Regions from separate parts of the Homo sapiens genome. Here region 2 is linked to region 1. Evidence: read pairs that join two places in POLR2A ChIA-PET (ENCODE). Cell type or tissue: CD4-positive, alpha-beta T cell. All regions are shown on one strand. Links, peaks and the distances in the headings refer to the core of each region. The heading gives the core; the rest is flanking DNA. Region 1 has its middle 21 kb from the start of STAC2. Region 2 overlaps PLXDC1 (plexin domain containing 1).

Region 1 (8,187 bases), core at 5,052-7,551:
CCTGGCCAACATGATGAAACCCCCATCTCTACTAAAAATACAAAAATTAGCTGGGCATGGTGGCATGCGCCGGTAGTCCCAGCTATTCCAGAGGCTGAGGCAAGAGAATCGCTTGAACCTGAGAGGCGGAGGTTGCAGTGAGCCAAGATCACACCATTGCACTCCAGCCTGGGTGACAGAGCAAGACCCCGTCTCAAAAAATAAAATAGAATGGACACTGGTTGGGGATGGAAAGTTGCTGTCGTAGTATGTGGCTGACAGGTGGCAGGCGGGTAACGGGTTTTGGGTGGACTCCCTTGCATGTGGGTGGATCTGGAGTCGCCCTGTTTTCTCTGTTTCTTCTCCATCTCAGTTCACACCTCGGAAGAAAGGTGGAGAGAAAGGCATCCCTTTCCGCCTCCAGATCGACACCTTCAGGCCCAGTGACAAGGGGCTGCCGCTAGACCACCTGCACTCAGCTGGCTGCCTCATCAAGGTGTTTAAGGTACAGGCAGCAATGGGGCCCATTTTCCTCTCTCTCAGGGCTGTCACCTGGCCTCGCCGGCTGTGTGGGTTCTGGCCCCACGTTGCTGTGGATCCTCAGCCTGCTGTGCCCCATCTCTTGGACTGTTTCCTTTTCTGTACACAGAGGGATGGGGCTTGGTCTCTGTCTCACAGCCAATCCAACAGAGCCACTGAAGAGAGGCAGGCAGGTAAAGAAAGAGTCTTTGGGCCGGGCGCGGTGGCTCACGCCTGTAATCCCAGCACTTTGGGAGGCTGAGGTAGGTGGATCACAAGGTCAAGAGGTCGAGACAAGCCTGGCCAATAGGGTGAAACCCCATCTCTACTAAAAATACAAAAATTAGCCGGGCGTGGTGGCACGAGCCTGTAATCCCAGCTACTCGGGAGGCTGAGGCAGGAGAATCGCTTGAACTCAGGAGGCGGAGGTTGCGGTGAGCTGAGATCGCGCCACTGCACTCTAACCTGCACAACGGAGCGAGACTGCAGCTCAAAAAAAAAAAAAAAAAAAAAAAGAAAAGAAAGGAGCCTGAGGCTTTCCTCATCATCCTCCTGCAGCACAAAGGAGCGGAAACTGAAAATGGACCGTGAGAAGATGGAGAAACAGCCCCTGCATGAGAGGGACAAGTATCAGACCGCCTGCGAGAGCACTGTCTTCTTGGAGGTGTGTGTGTTGGGGCGAGAGCAGGAGGGGAGAGTTGGAGAAAAGATCCTCACGGTACAGATGGGGAAATGGAGGCCTCCAGGGCTCTGACTGCTGCAAGCCCATCACAGCCCCCTGGGGACTCCACCACTTCCTGCAAAGGACACTCTCTGCCCTGTCTGTGGTTGTTGAAGCTTCCAGGAGCTGACGCCCTCCAGGCTGCCTGTCCTACGCGGGCCATCGCCACCTCCTTCCTTGTGTGCTCCCTCTGCCTGGCCCCCTCCTCCTCCTGCTGCTCCTCCTGGCCAGCTCCTCCAAGGCCCTTCCTCACTGCCCCAGGCCCGCCGGGTGGTTAACTTCTTCCTTCCTGTGGAAACCCAGTCCACTTGTCAGGCCCCTGGTCAGCTCTTAATATACAGGTGGAGAGAAGGGAGCAATGACCAGCCTTGCTGTGTGTTTGCCTGCAGTGTTCGCCATGGCCGGAGTCCCCTGCAAGGCCCCGGCCACCTCTCAGCTCTCTGGCTCTGACCTCTCCCCACTCCTGCAGGCTCTTGTCCCCAGAAAGGTGAGGCAGGATGAGCACCTCCTGTCAGCCCTTTGGGGTGAGAGTGAAGAAAAGAGCTCCCAGCCCAGGCATGGAGCAAAGGGCAGGGCTGGGGATTGGTGGGGAATTTGTGGGGTGAGGACAGGAGCAAGCTCTGTGTCCCAGGGCAGGCCTGGAGGAAGGGTGTTGGTGGAGGGAGACTGGCTGTAATGCTCCGCAGAGTTCTTGAACCTTTGCTCCTCCTCATAGGCTCTGTTCCTCACCACCATTCGCTCTGGATACCTTGGGGTGTAGCCCAGTTGAGGTGAGCCTTCCCCTTCCCACTCTCCACTGTCCCAAAGCCTTCTCCGCAGCTTCATCTCAAGCTCCAGAATGGAGTGGCCCTGCCCCCTGGTGGCCAGATGTGATATGGCCATAGATTGTAACTTACCTGATAAGACTGGGCAGGAAGAGCCTCCCTTCTCAGACTTGGGACCTCCCAAGGGAGGGGCTGTTTCCCTTTCTTGTTCTGTCCCTGGGTCCTGGTATTACCTGGACCATCCATTTTATACCTCAGGATCTGAACCAAAAAGCCCCCATCTCAGAGACACAGCAATGGTTGCATCAGCACTGGTTCTCCAGCTACTGCCGGATGCTGGCCAACTTCACTGGTGAGGCTAGTGTCTGGCAGGAGCCAGACCTGTAGGGGACTGAGAGTGGGTGGGACACACAGGCAGGAAGCCTGTCTCTGTCCTGGCTTGTTGTGGGCCCTTCAACTAACATTTACTGGGGACTAAGAGTTGCCCAGCATTGTGCTAGGCTCTCGTCTCACGAATTATCCCATATAATTTATACACTATTCCTTGAGGACAGTGCCCAGAGAGGTTAAATAACTTGCCCAAGGACACACAGCTAACAAGTGGCAGAACTGGCATTTAAATCCAAGCCTGACTCCCATATCTGAGCACACTAGGGCTATTTGTAGACTAATAGACTGTGTCCCTTACTTCCCACCCTTGATCCCAGGCCTCTTTCCTCAGTCTGGCCCTGTCTGACTCTACAGGTCTGGATCTGCTGAAGCTTACATGCCAGGACCTTATCCAAATCTGCGGGGCTGCTGATGGGATCCGCCTTTTCAATACTCTTAGAGCCAGGTGCTGGACACTGCCAACCAGGGTCCCCTTCCCACTGTAGTGGCCCTTACTAACTTAGCTAGCAGGTATGTTTCATACAATTTTTTTTTTAATATGGAGTTTCACTCTTGTTGCCCAGGCTGGAATGCAATGGCGCAATCTTGGCTCACTGCAACCTCTGCCTCAGGTTCAAGTGATTATCCTGCCTCAGCCTCCTGAGTAGCTGGGATTACAGGCGTCTGCCACCATGCCTGGCCAATTTTTTTTTTTTTTTTTTTTTTGAGACGGAGTCTTTTGCCCAGGCCGGACTGCAGTGGCACTATCTCGGCTCACTGCAAGCTCCGCCTCCTGGGTTCACGCCATTTTCCTGCCTCAGCCTCCCGAGTAGCTGGGACTACAGGCGCCTGCCACCGCGCCCGTCTAATTTTTTGTATTTTTAGTAGAGACGGGGTTTCACCACGTTCGTCAGGCTGGTCTTGAACTCCTGACCTCAGGTGATCCACCTGCTTTGGCCTCCCAAAGTGCTGGGATTACAGGAGTGAGCCACTGCACCCGGCTCATACAATGTTTAAGCCAGAAGTCACCTTAAAGACCACTTAGTCCCACTCCCTCTTTTTACAGAAGAAACTCAGGCCCAAGAAGGACAGTGACCAGTCTGAGGTCACAACCCAAAGCTGGCAGGGCTGGGGTGAAAAGCTAGGCTCCTGTGACCTCCTTCTGTGGCCATCCCACCTGCCTCATTCCATTTCTGGGGATAGAGATGTCTGTGGGGTTTTTTCCTCCCCATTTTTTCTCCCCCTAGTGTCCAGCATTCGTTAAATACCTAAGAACTACTTAGTGACCTCCCTCCCTCGAGACCTGGGAGGAGGCTGGGATCTCTCCTAGGATGGGGGCTAGAAGTGGGAGCTGTTAGTTCAGGTATAAGACTGATACATAGACTGTTTTCCTGGCCCAGGCCCATCTGTCACCAACTGACTTTGTATGTGGCTCAGGAGACCTCTAGGCAAGGGAACGAGGTTCCTAAGAACCCTGACTCAGGTGAGGTTCTGGCCTCTCTCTCCAGAACATAGGAAATTCAGGTGTAGCTGCATGAAACCTCTCCCTAGAAGAGGAATGGTGATACCCCACCATTCCTGGGACCCAGGATGCCCTTCTTGGCATTTCCCTACCTTCCATGACCAGATTAGTCCCTCTCCTTCCAGAATGTCTCCTTGGGTTTATTCACCATGTTCTACTCCTCCACCCCACCTGATCGTCACTGCATTAGCATATGGGATTAGAACATCATCTTGTTATGTACTTGGGTCCCAGTCACTAATATGTGGGTGTCCTGTCTTTAAACTGGGGGTTCCCCTCAGACACCTCCCAAAAGATGAGGGATGAGAGGTGAAGTAGACTTTTTTCTTTTTTTTTTTTTTTTGAGACGGAGTCTCACTCTGTTGCCCAGGCTGGAGTGCAGTGGCGCGATCTCAGCTCACTGCAACTTCTGCCACCCAGGTTCAAGAGATTCTCCTGCCTCAGCCTCCCAAGTAGTTGGGATTACAGGAGCCTGCCACCATGCCCAGCTAATTTTTGTAGTTTTTAGTAGAGATGGGGTTTCACCATCTTGGCCAGGCTGGTCTTGAACTCCTGACCTCGTGATCCACCCCTCGGCCTCCCAAAGTGCTGGGATTACAGGCATGAGCCACCACACCCAGCCAACTTTTCCCTCTTTACTTCTCCTCCCCCCACCCCATAGCCATCTTCCTGGCACCCCTGGTTTCCTGTGGGCACATCTCTGGACTCCCTTCCCCTGCTGACCCCTGCCTCTGTGTTGCCCATGCCCCCAGACTTTTATCAAGAGATCTCTCTGGATGAACTCAGTGCTGTAGAGCTGATGGGGAAACTGGCTGAGCTCTGGCCATCCCAGCCAATCAGATCCATCACCTTTTCCACCAGGGCACCGGGGGCATCTTCATTCTCCTCAGTGACCAGATAAAGGGCAGCCATTTCCTGTCGCAAATCCCCACGGAGGCCTCGCTAACACTTCTGCCTCAGATTAAGCTTTCTTTTCCATGGCATGGCTTGTTCTCTTTGGCTCCAATAACAAAATTGCCTTTGTGCCCGCTTCACTCTTACAGGTGGTCCAGAATTTTAAGGACGAATCATACTTTGTGGCTGTGGTGAAAAAAGGGATTTTAGAGGCAGAGGAGTGTGCCTGGCTGGCCCTATAAAGGGGGATAAGAGTGTGCTGAGCATATATTCCGTCTCCTAAATGAGACTAAAAGGCTCTTTGGGGGCCAGGCGCAGTGGCTCATGCCTGTAATCCCAGCACTTTGGGAGGCTGAGGCAGGTGGATCACTTGAGGACAGGAATTCAAAACCAGCCTGGCCAACATGGCAAAACCCCATCTCTATAAAAAATACAAAAAACTACCCGGGCGTGCTGGCACGTGCCCGTGGTCCCAGCTACTTGGGAGGCTGAGGCAGGAGAATCCCTTGAACCCAGGAGGCAGAGGTTGCAGTGAACCGAGATTGCCCCACTGCACTCCAGCCTGGGTGACAGAGCGAGTCTGTCTCAAACGTCTCAAAAACAAACAAACAAACAAAAAACCTCTTTGAAGGGGATTAAGGGGATGTGTCCCAATTAACTAGCAAACACCTGTGAATGCCAGCTTTGTGTCAAGGGGAGAGGGATTTGTATAGCTAAAAGATATTTATTGCTTAGGAAAAACATGACTGAATAAATGCATCCTCATTAAATAAAAAATGCTCCAGTTTCTGTTGTCAGGGAGTTTATTAGAGGGAAAGGTAAGGCCCCCACTTTTCTCCACCTGCCCCTGGCATGATACAAGGCAGAAGGGCAGGTGCTTCCTGGACATCATCTGGCATAGGGCACCTCTGACTAGTCTGCTTGGCATCTGGTTATTCAGATGTTTGCCTTCCACCCCTCCACATGCCAGAGCTGGTCAGCTTGGCTTATGTACACAAGGGGGTAGGAAGAGGTAGATGTGAAGTCGGGTTTTAAGACACGTGTGGCCGGGCGTGGTGGCTCACACCTGTAACCCCAGCACTTTGGGAGGCCGAGGTGGGCAGATCATGAGGTCAGGAGTTCAAGACCAGCCTGGCCAAAATGGTGGAACCCCATCTCTACTAAAAATACAAAAATTAGCCAGGCGTGGTGGCGGGCACTTGTAATCCCAGCTCCTCGGGAGGCTGAGGCAGGAGAATCGCTGGAACCCGGGAGGTGGAGGTTGCAGTGAACTATCGTGCTACTGCACTCCAGCCTGGGTGACGAGCGAAACTTCACCTCAAAAAAAGAAATAAAACAAAAAAACACTTGGGTGTGCCAGACGCATTGTAGGCTGCTTGGAGGGTGAGGACCTGACTGGTCCTGCTGGTGCCTTTTTACTGCTTTCGGTGCAGAATCCAGATGGCTACTACTTGGTTCTGACCTAGGCCAGGGGAACTCCACTGCTCAAGAGACTGATAGCTTGTCTTCACCAGAAACCTTGTTAAAACACTTGGCTGACTCAACAGGCTCCAGGTGAGCCAAAGTATCTTGCATCTCACCCCGAGAGGAGGCAAGTAGCCTCCAGCTTCACTTTTCTTTCTGGTCAGCAGCAATGGCTGTTGGAAGTCTTCCTTACCCATTCGTTCTTCTGAGCTGGCCAAGTTTATGAGGCAAAAAAAAAAAAAAAAAAACTGGCAATGTGGAAAGAGCTTTTGCCATGAGCAGTGTTGGCTGGTGATCACTGAGAGTGTTAATTCATTTAAAAATTTTAAGCCCTTTTTAAATTAAAAGTTAATTTTTAAAAGGTATATACACTTAATGTGTTGTCCAATGTGTTGAACATTTAATGTGGTGTTCAGTTTTCTTGGCTTTATTGTCCCCAAGGGGAAATGTCTTCTGCTTAAACTATAAACTAGGGCAAAGGATGGGGTCTGGAACAAGGGAATAAATCAATCCAGCTGGATCTTTTTTTCACAATTAGTTTGGGCAAAACTAATTACTAAAGCCTCCAAAAGACCATTCAATATTCAAATCACTGTACCTACTAAAAAACTCAGTTCTAAGAGATTTAGGAAATACTATAGCTATTATCTAGAATTGAGGCTATGGGGCTTTTAGAAAAAAAAATTTAGACATATTGTTTCCTTAGTTTTAAGAGATGAGGTCTCTGTTGTCCAGACTGGTCTTGAACTCTTGGTGTCAAGTGATCCTTCCATCTAAACTCTCAGTAGCTGGGATTATAGGTGTGCACCACTGTGCTTGACTTTTTTTTTTTTTTTACCTTAAATTTTATTAATCTTTCCCTAAAGTCATAAATTTAATTTTTTTTTTTTTTTTGAGATGGGAGTCTTGCTCTGATGCCCAGAGGTAGAGTGCAATGGTGCAATCAATCTGGGCTCACTGCAACCTCCACCTCTAGGATTCAAGCAATTCTCCTGCCTCAGCTTCCCGCATAGCTGGGATTACATGCTTGCACCACCACGCCCAGCTAATTTTTGCATTTTTGGTAGAGATGAGTTTCATCACGTTGGCCAGGCTGGTCTCAAACTCCTGACATCGTGATCCGCCTGCCTCAGCCTCCCAAAGTGCTGGGGTTACAGGCGTGAGCCACCGTGCCTGGCCTACTTTTTTTTTTTTTTAATTTATAAAGAAAAGAGGCTCTTTTTTGGCCGGGCGTGGTGGCTTACACCTGTAGTTCCAGCACTTTGGGAGGCTGAGGTGGGCGGATCACCAGTGGTCGGGAGTTCGAGATCAGCCTAGCTAACATGGTGAAACCCTGTCTCTATAAAATATACAAAATTAGCTGGGCATGGTGGTGTGTGCCTGTAATCCCAGCTATTTGAGAGGCTGAGGCAGGAGAATCTCTTGAACCCGGGAGGCAGAGGTTGCAGTGAGCCCCGGGGTTGGTCTCCAAAAGAAAAAAAAAAAGGTTTGACTCAGTTTTGCTTTTCACGTTTAGGTCAGTAACCAACTGAAATTGATTTTTGTGTATCTTGCAGGTAGGAATCTAGTCCTCTTTTTCCATACAGAAAACCACTTTTTTTTTTTTTTTTTTTTCCTGAGATGGAGTTTCGCTCTTTTGCCCAGGCTGGAGTGAAGTGGTGAAGTGGCACGATCTCAGTTACCGCACCAGGCCCAGAAAACCACTTTTATATTAAACAGTAAACGCTTTCTTAAAAGACAAATGGTATCAGGTCATATCTTAACTGTTTTTTTCCATTCTCCCTCCCTTAAAGTTTTATTACGAAAATCTTCAAATATACAGAAAAGTATATTTGATGATTTCCAAATGCACAAAGTGGAAGACAAGTCATTTTTAAGAGACAAGTGCCCTCTTAAAAATTCTTGCATAAGCCCGGGCTTGGTGGCTCACGCCTGTAATCTTCAGCACTTTGGGA
Region 2 (8,187 bases), core at 2,554-5,053, 130 kb before region 1:
AAATGAGTGCCCGGGACAGAAGCCACGCTCTGCAGTTGTGAAGCCCAAACAGATGCTGACGTGTCTCTTGCCGCCTCAGCTAAGACTGCAAAGCGTGAGCTTCCTGGGAATGCATCTTCCTGGCCCGTTGCTCGGAGTTCTCTGCTTCACAGCAAAGACAAGCAGTCTGATCCAAACTAGTGCTGTTCTGCAGAGAAACCAGGCCCTGTGTCACGTGCCTCAGCTCTGACACCTGGATGATCCCTGGACTCATTCTTGGAGTTCCCGATGACCCCTGCAATGGCACCTCTTAACTGACAGAAAACTTCCATCTATTCTGACTCAAGGAAAGTCAGAAATGAAACGAGCTGCTGCCTCTAACTCCTAAGCTGATTCTCTCCAATGAGTCAGCAGATCCCAGGGAAGGCAAGAGCCTCGAAGCCTAACGATGCCCTACTCAGGCCAGCGAGGGTGAGGCCAAGCTCTGCTTCAGGCCTCAGAAGTGCCAAGTACAGCTGGCCTGCCAGGGGGAGGACTGGCTCAAGGGCAATGCCATGCAGAATCTGCTGCAGGTCCCAAACAGGCCCAACAGACTGCCCTCCTGGCACACCTGACTTTTATTACTCCAGGACAGTGAAGCCAGGAGCCATATCTACTCAGCTCTGGCTGAGGGTGGCCACACAGTGATGGGTGAGGCCAAATTGCACCCTGGAGGGAGGGGGCGACTTGCAGGGGGATCACTCCTGGGCAGAGCCAAGCACAAAGCCTGCAGGGGAGCATTTGGGAGCGTGGGAGGAAGGAGAAGGGAAGCTGGCATTTGCTGAGTGGTGATGGGAGAGTGCTGGGCATTTCATATTTGTTACTGCAGGGCAACCCTAGGAGGTGAGCACTAATATTAGTCCCATTTTCTCAGTGGGGAAACTGAGACTAGAAATCATGTAACTAGGCCAGGCATGGTGGCTCATGCCTGTAATCCCAGCACTTTGGGAGGCTGAGACAGGGCGGATCACCTGATGTCCGGAGTTCAAGACCAGCCTGGCCAACATGGTGAAACCCATCTCTACTAAAAATACAAAAATTAGCTGGGTGTGGTGGCGCATGCCTGTAATCCCAGCTACTGGGGAGGCTGAGGCAGTATATTCAATTGCTTGAATCCAGGAGTGGAGGTTGCTGTGAGCCGAGATTGCGCCACTGCACTCCAGCCTGGGTGACACAGTGAGACTCCGTCTCAAAAAAACAAAAAATAAAAAGAAATAATGTAACTGTATGAAACCAGGTCAGTTCCACTCAAAGACAGTGACCTTTCCTCTATCCACTGTCTCTGAGATCTTTAAGCAACAGCTCTCCGGGAAGGTGACTTAGGCTACCTACCAGTCATTGGTTAAACTCTCAATCAGAAGGACCACTGTCTGGAGGCTGGAGCTCAGGGATGGTGGCACATTCATCTCCGCCCCCAGCACCTCCCTAGCGCAGGGGTTGGCACCTGGCATCTGGTGGGTGTTCAGCATCTGCTTGCCAAATGAGCTGAATCACAAGGATTCTGCAGCCAATGGTGTCAAGACTGTGCTGAGAATGTGCAGTGTGGCTCTGACAAGGACAGCATCCTCCCCCATCTCCAGTGGCAGGTGACACAAAAGCCACTTGTGGAGGAACCAGCTGCCTCCTCTGGGAATCCAAGCCCACAGACAGCATTCCCAAACCTGGGACATCCTGGACACAGGAAGGTGTCTCTGGATTCCTCAATTTCTTCTCTGAGGAAGTAAAGCCAACAAGGCAGATACCTTCGGGGGCAAGGAAGAGAAACCCAGCTTCAACACGGAGGACATGTGTTAGACCAAGCGTCTGAGAGCCTGGCAGCAGGCATGGAACATGGATGATCCTCGTGTCATCAGGACATTGTCCTAAGTGTGACTGCCTCCTGGTCCAAAGAGGGCTGCCTATAGCCACTGAGGCAGCATGCTTCCTTGTCGGGTTCAAAAGGAGAAACCTCGCACCAAGAGTGGAACACAAGATCTTCCCTTCAGTCTGATGTGGCCCCCGATTATTACAAGGGCCAGGGCGTGCCAGATTGGTTAAACCAGTCTACTTCCCCCAGGAACTGGGGATCATGGCTCCGCTAGGAATGGGGAATGGAAGCTGGGTGAGCAAAGGCCTGACATCAGGGTTGACGGGGAATGTGGCTCAATGACCAAGACCAAGCTCTTTCAGTCTTTCTTCTCTGCCACTTTCAGTGTGGGCTTCATTGTAAGGCTAGGCATCTTGTAGTGACGGGATGGCAGACAGTGGCAACTAGCCCTGGCTCATGGAAGCAAGACAGGCACAGCACACCTCTCCCCGACCACTGAATGAACACGTGTGCTTCAAGATGGCAGGGTCAACCTGGGTCCCCTGCCACCTCTGGACTAGGAAGCCCTAGATGCTAAACAGCTTCCACCTAAACCAAACACCAGCTGGGGGGTAGGATTATCATGGAACCCAAGATCCCATTCCTATTGTACAAGGCTGTAAGGTAAAATATATGTTGAAAAGTCAACCGCAATGTCCACTTGCCATCTGAATCCAACCAATGAACCAGTACTCTCAAAAGACAAGAAGCACTTTGGGAGGCTGAGGCAGAAACATCGCTTGAATCCAGGAGTTCAAGACCAGCTTGGGCAACATAGTGAGACCCTCCCCCCAAGTCTACAAAAAAAAAAATGCAAAAATTAGCTGGGCATGGTGGCATGCACCTGTAGTCCCAGCTACTTGTGAGGCTGGGGCAGGAGGATTGCCTGATCCCAAGGGATCAAAGCTGCAGTAAGCCATGATCATGCCACTGCATTCCAGCCTGGGCAACAGAGCAAGACATTGTCACAAAACAAAACCAAGAGACATGCCTTTTACTTTCTGGAAGCAGAGCTGAGTAAAGGGTTTGATTGGCCAGCATCCTCCAATCTGTCCACATGCCCAGGGAGGTGCAACAGTTCTGCCAACCACTCAGGCCTTGTGGAATGAAAAAGAAGAGACTTCAGCTGGGGCAGGGCTGCTCCATTGCCTGTATTGATTGTCTCCATCCAGTTCTTTATGAGGCCAGAGTTTACCCAGGTTCCTCAGGGCTGAGCATCAGTGATGCAATGAAAGCTATTGCCACCTACCCGCGGCGTTCTAGAGCCAGTCCTTTTAGTCTAGAATTCCTTCCCTCCCTCCCTCCCTCCCTCCCTTCCTTCCTTCCTTCCTTCCTTCCTCTCTCTCTCTCAATCTCTTCCTTCCTTCCTCTCAATCTCTTCCTTCCTTTCTCTTTCTTTCTTTCTCTCTCTGTCTGTCTGTCTCTCTCTCTTTTCTTTTCTTCTTTTTTGAGATGGAGTTTCGTTCTTGTCGCCCAGGCTGGAGTGCAATGGTGAGATCTGGGCTACTGCAACCTCTGCTTCCTGGGATCAAGCGATTCTCCTGCCTCACCCTCCAGAGTCTCTGGGATTACAGGTGCATACCACCACACCCAGCTAATTTTGTATTTTTAATAGAGACAGGGGTTTTACCATGTTGGCCAGGCTGTTCTTGAACTCCTGACCTCAGGTGATCCACCCACCTTGGTCTCCCAAAGTGCTGGGATTACAAGCATGAGCCACCATGTCCGCCTAGTCTACAATTTCTGATGCTCCTGAAACATCAATGTTGTATGGAGCCCTGCTAACTAAAATTTCAGGTGTGACATTATATTTTAAATAATATCCTTGTACCAGACATGTTTTAGGATGCTCCATCCCCATCCCAATGACGTTTGCCCCCAGACCCGTAGGCCCTGCTGAGTTGACTACACCCATCACAGTCTCCTACATGACCCTGTGCTTCCTCAGACTGATTGGACATAGGTAATCACATGATTCAAAAGCAGCTCATCTATTGGAAGCCTACAATCTACAGCTTGTGCAGCCTGAGCCAATCAGATCACCACCCGGGAGGGTGAAATTGGGAAACTGAGAAGCTGGCAGCAAGAGAGCTGAGTTGAAAGATCTTGGAGACTTAGGAACTGAAACCATTCAAGATGAACAGAGTCTGTGAGAAAAAAAGAAAAAAAGGAACCGAAACCATCCTGAGCTGTCTGCAGAAGACTTCTGATCCACAGAAAGGAAAGGCAGACCTTATATACATTTGGCTTCAATAAACATATGATGAATTAATGAAAAGGAGGCAAGAACTGGGGGAGGGGACCTGGTTCCCAACAGCTTTCCAGCTTCCTTGAGGTCTGGCTGTCCTTCATGTCCAGCCCTTGGGTCTCCCATGATCGTCTTCTGCACCCTCACGATAATCCTTCTCTGTGGGACAGCTCAAATAGCTCCTCAGAACCAAAAGGACCTTAAATAGAATAGCCTTGCTTATGAGGTGATCAGAGGAAAAACCTCCAGGGTGAGCCCAGGCAGTCCTTCACTGGTACAGACAGCAAGAGTGTGAATGAGCCCACCACAAAGCAAGGGTACGTGTTTGAGATTATGAATGTGCAAATTACCCTGATCTGATCACTATACATTATATGTATTGAAACATTACTATGTACCCCATGAATATGTACAATTATTTGTCAATTAAAAAATTAAATTAGATCGGGCGTGGAGGCTCAGGCCTGTAATGCTGGTACTTTGGGAGACCCAGGTGGGTGGATCACTTGAGCTCACGAGTTCGAGACCAGCCTGGGCAACATGTTGAAACCACCATCTCTACAAAAAATACCAAAACTGGCCAGGGGTGATGGCGTGCTCCCATAGTCCGAGCTATTCAGAGTCTGAGGCAGGAGAATCGTTTGAGCCTGGGAAGTTGAAGCTGCAGTGAGCCAAGATCGCACCACTGCACCCCAGCCTGGGCGACAGAGTGAGACCCTGTCTCAAAAAAAATTTTTTTTTAACTTCATTTTTAAAAAGAATATGAATGAGAAGAGAGAACTGAGAAACTAAATTTCTGGGAGAACTTTTCCCTGGCAACACATCAGCCACTGTAAACTAAAAATAAAATCCTAAGTCCCCCAACCAACTGAATGGACCCCCTCTTGGCCAATGAGACCCCAGAAAAGCTGAGTTCCCAGCCATAATGGGATGGGAGACCAGACACACCTCATTGTAACCCCTCCCTTTTGCAGTTTAGACACAACTACCAGCATTAATATTAAAATAGAGATCAGAAGACAGACAGAATGGACTCTGTGGCAATATGATATCAAATTATAAAGAGGACCTAAGGCCATGACAGGCACGGGTTAAATCACGCACCCCTGCAGGCCACTCTGACCCAGCGCTTTTTTGTTTTGTTTTTTGAGATGGAGTTTCGCTCATGTAACACAGGCTGGAGTGCAATGGCACCACCTCGGCTCACGGCAACCTCTGCCTCCCAGGTTCAAGCGACTCTCCTGCCTCAGCCTCCCAAGTAGCTGGGATTACAGGCACCCGCCACCACGCCCGGCTAAATTTTGTATTTTTAGTAGAGACCGACCTCAGGTGATCCACCCTCCTCGGGCTCCCAAAGTGCTGGGATTACAGGTGTGAGCCACTGCGCCTGGCCTGACCCAGCATATTGAGTCTTGCTCTGACATATCACATGACATATCAGATAAGGCATGAGATGATGTGACTCTGGCAGATCATACGATACATGGCATGATATGATTGGCAGATCACATGATGATTAGCAAACTTCTTTATCTTAAACATTCTTTTCCACTGACTCCAAGTTTTCTATTTTTATTTATTTTAGGTTTTTTTTTTTTTTTTGAGACAGGGTCTCACTCTCTTGCCTGATCATGGCTCACTGCAGCCTCAGTCCTCGACCTCCAGGGCTCAAGTGATCCTTCCGCCTCAGCCTCTTGAGTAGCTGGGATCACAGGCATATGCCACCACACCCAGCTAATTTTTTTTTTTTTTTTTTTTTTGAGACAGAGTTTTGCTCCTGTTGCCCAGGGTGGAGTGCAATAGCACAATCTCGGCTCCCTGCAACCTCCCGGGTTCAAGTGATTGTCCTGCCTCAGCCTCCCAAGTATCTGGGATTACAGGCATGCGCCATCACGCGCAGCTAATTTTGTATAATTTTGTATTTTTAGTAGAGACAGGGTTGGGATTACAGGCATGAGCCACTGCACCTGGCCAAACACCCAGCTAATTTTTAAATTTTTTGTAGAGTCAAGGTTTCACCATGTTGCCCAGTCTGGTCTCAAACTCCTGGACTCAAGCGATCCTCTCACCTCGGCCTCCCAAAGTGCTGGGATTACAGGCATGAGCCACTGCACTTGGCCTCTACTGACTCCAGGTTTTTGAACAAAGCCTTACTCCTTTAACCAATTGCAAATTAAAGAATCTCTGAACCCACCTATGACCTGTGAGCTCTCACTTCAAGATAGCTCACCTTTTTTGGGCCAAAGCAACATATAAACTCCATATATTAATTTATGACTTTGCCGGTAACTTCTGCTTCCCTAAAATGTATAAAGCAGAGTTGTCACCTGTCTCAGGATCACTTACTCAAGGCTTCTTGGGTTTGTGTTTTCTCCAGGCTGCAATCGCTCATAGAGGCTCAGAATAAACCTCCTAGTTTGATTTCTCTGCCAACACCACTGTGATTCTTCTTCTCTAAAGTCAATCACTGCTAGCTTCTTGGCTGGCCATTGGGAAAAAGAGTCCCATGGCTTGAAATTCACCAACTTTGGGGATACTTCCCAACTGCCACCATAGGCCCCTTATCACGCTGCCACCCACATGGGCAGTTTTGATGGAGGAACCCCACCCATGGCAAAGACTAATAACTGCCTCCCAATAACCACTCTCTCCTTCTTCCTTGAGTTGCAGAGGCTCCCAGTTATAGCTAGGCACACAGTCACACAGTTAAACCATATTTCCCAGCCCTCCTTATGGCTAGGTATGGCTACATGACTATGTCTGGCCAATGGAAGATGAGCAGAAAGATTGCCCGTAATAAGAATGGGTGACCGGGTCCGGAGGCTCACCCCTTTGGGAGGCTGAGGCCGGCAGATCACTTGAGGCCAGGAGTTCGAGACCAGCCTGGCCAACATGGCGAAACCCCATCTCTACTAAAAATACAAAAATTATCTATGTGTGGTGGTGGGCGCCTGTAATCCCAGCTGCTCGGGAGGTTGACACAGGAGAATCACTTGAACCCAGGAGGTGGAGGTTGTCGTGAGCTGAGATCACGCCACTGCATTCTAGCCTGGTTGACAGTTCAAGACTCTGTCAAAAAAAAAAAAAAAAAGGGGGGGGGGACTGGGTGCAGTGACTCACGCCTGAAATCCCAGCACTTTGGGAGGCCGAGGTAGGCGGATCACTTGAAGTCAGGAGTTTGAGACCAGCCGGGCCAACATGTTGAAACCCCGTCTCTACTAAAAATATTTAAAAATTAGCCAGGCGTGGTGAGGCACACCTGTAATCCCAGCTACTCAGGAGGCTGAGGCAGGAGAATCACTTCAGCCAAATCGCACCACTGCACTCCAGCCTGGGTGACAGAGCGAGACTCTGTCTCAAAAAAAAAAAAAAAAAAAAAAAAAAGACTGGGGTGCCCTCTCTCTGCCTGGCTGGGATGCAGATGTGATGGTGGGAGCTGAAATAGCCATCTTGAGCTACAAAATGGAAAGCACATGTTTTAGAAGGCAGAGCCGCAAGATAGCAGGAACCTAGGCCCCCAACACCAGGCCAGTCTATCCCAGGGTATGGTCACTATAATCCATATTGATGTGCCTCTTAAAAAGGATGCGGAGACCTTGCCTGGCAGTGAACCTTCCCAAGGAATTCACACAATTCACAGCCCATTGTAGAAGCTCTGACCAGGATGACTTGACATTACAAAGGAGCTCAGTGAGGGTTACACGAGCCACGCCGCTTGGCAAGTCCACCAAATGGAATGATGTTTCCTTGAAATGTGTGCAAGAAGCCCTGATCAATAATCCACATTTGTTTTGGGAGGCAGTGTGATATGGATTTCAAACATTTTTGGTCCTGAAATCATTTCTTCCAACAAATCTTTCATAGAAGCTCAATACACAAATCACATCAAAGTAAAGCCACATTGGGAGAAGGACAGAGAAGGGTTGGAGCCTAGCTTGCTGTGCTACTTCCTTTTCTGCCACCCTCACTCCCACAGCAGCCCGTGAAGCGCTCCTCAGACCCTCGGGGTTCCATGGAGCACAATTCGAAAACCATTGCTCTAGGATCAAACATATTGTCTGTGGAGTAAGACAGA

What was found. ChIA-PET counts read pairs that join two places held together with the same protein. Peaks named below come from ENCODE experiments on the same cell type or tissue, not always from the same donor. Only the 100,000 strongest peaks of a DNase experiment are listed, where the experiment ranks them.
Region 2: POLR2A ChIA-PET joins it to region 1 with 8 read pairs; 2 of 35 experiments call an interaction of 5 or more read pairs at or near these places.

The regions. Positions count from the first base shown.
Region 1 is chr17:39,242,849-39,251,035 of GRCh38, forward strand. It overlaps the pseudogene LOC101929578. Among named protein-coding and RNA genes, the nearest start is that of STAC2, 21 kb to the left of the region's middle. RefSeq lists an enhancer at 1,506-2,080. In CD4-positive, alpha-beta T cell, for the core only: no CTCF peak of the experiment used is centred there; no DNase peak of the experiment used is centred there.
Region 2 is chr17:39,114,909-39,123,095 of GRCh38, forward strand. All of the region lies in intron 2 of PLXDC1 (plexin domain containing 1), which reads right to left. Among named protein-coding and RNA genes, the nearest start is that of PLXDC1, 33 kb to the right of the region's middle. RefSeq lists an enhancer at 4,278-4,327. In CD4-positive, alpha-beta T cell, for the core only: no CTCF peak of the experiment used is centred there; a DNase peak (open chromatin) is centred at 3,953.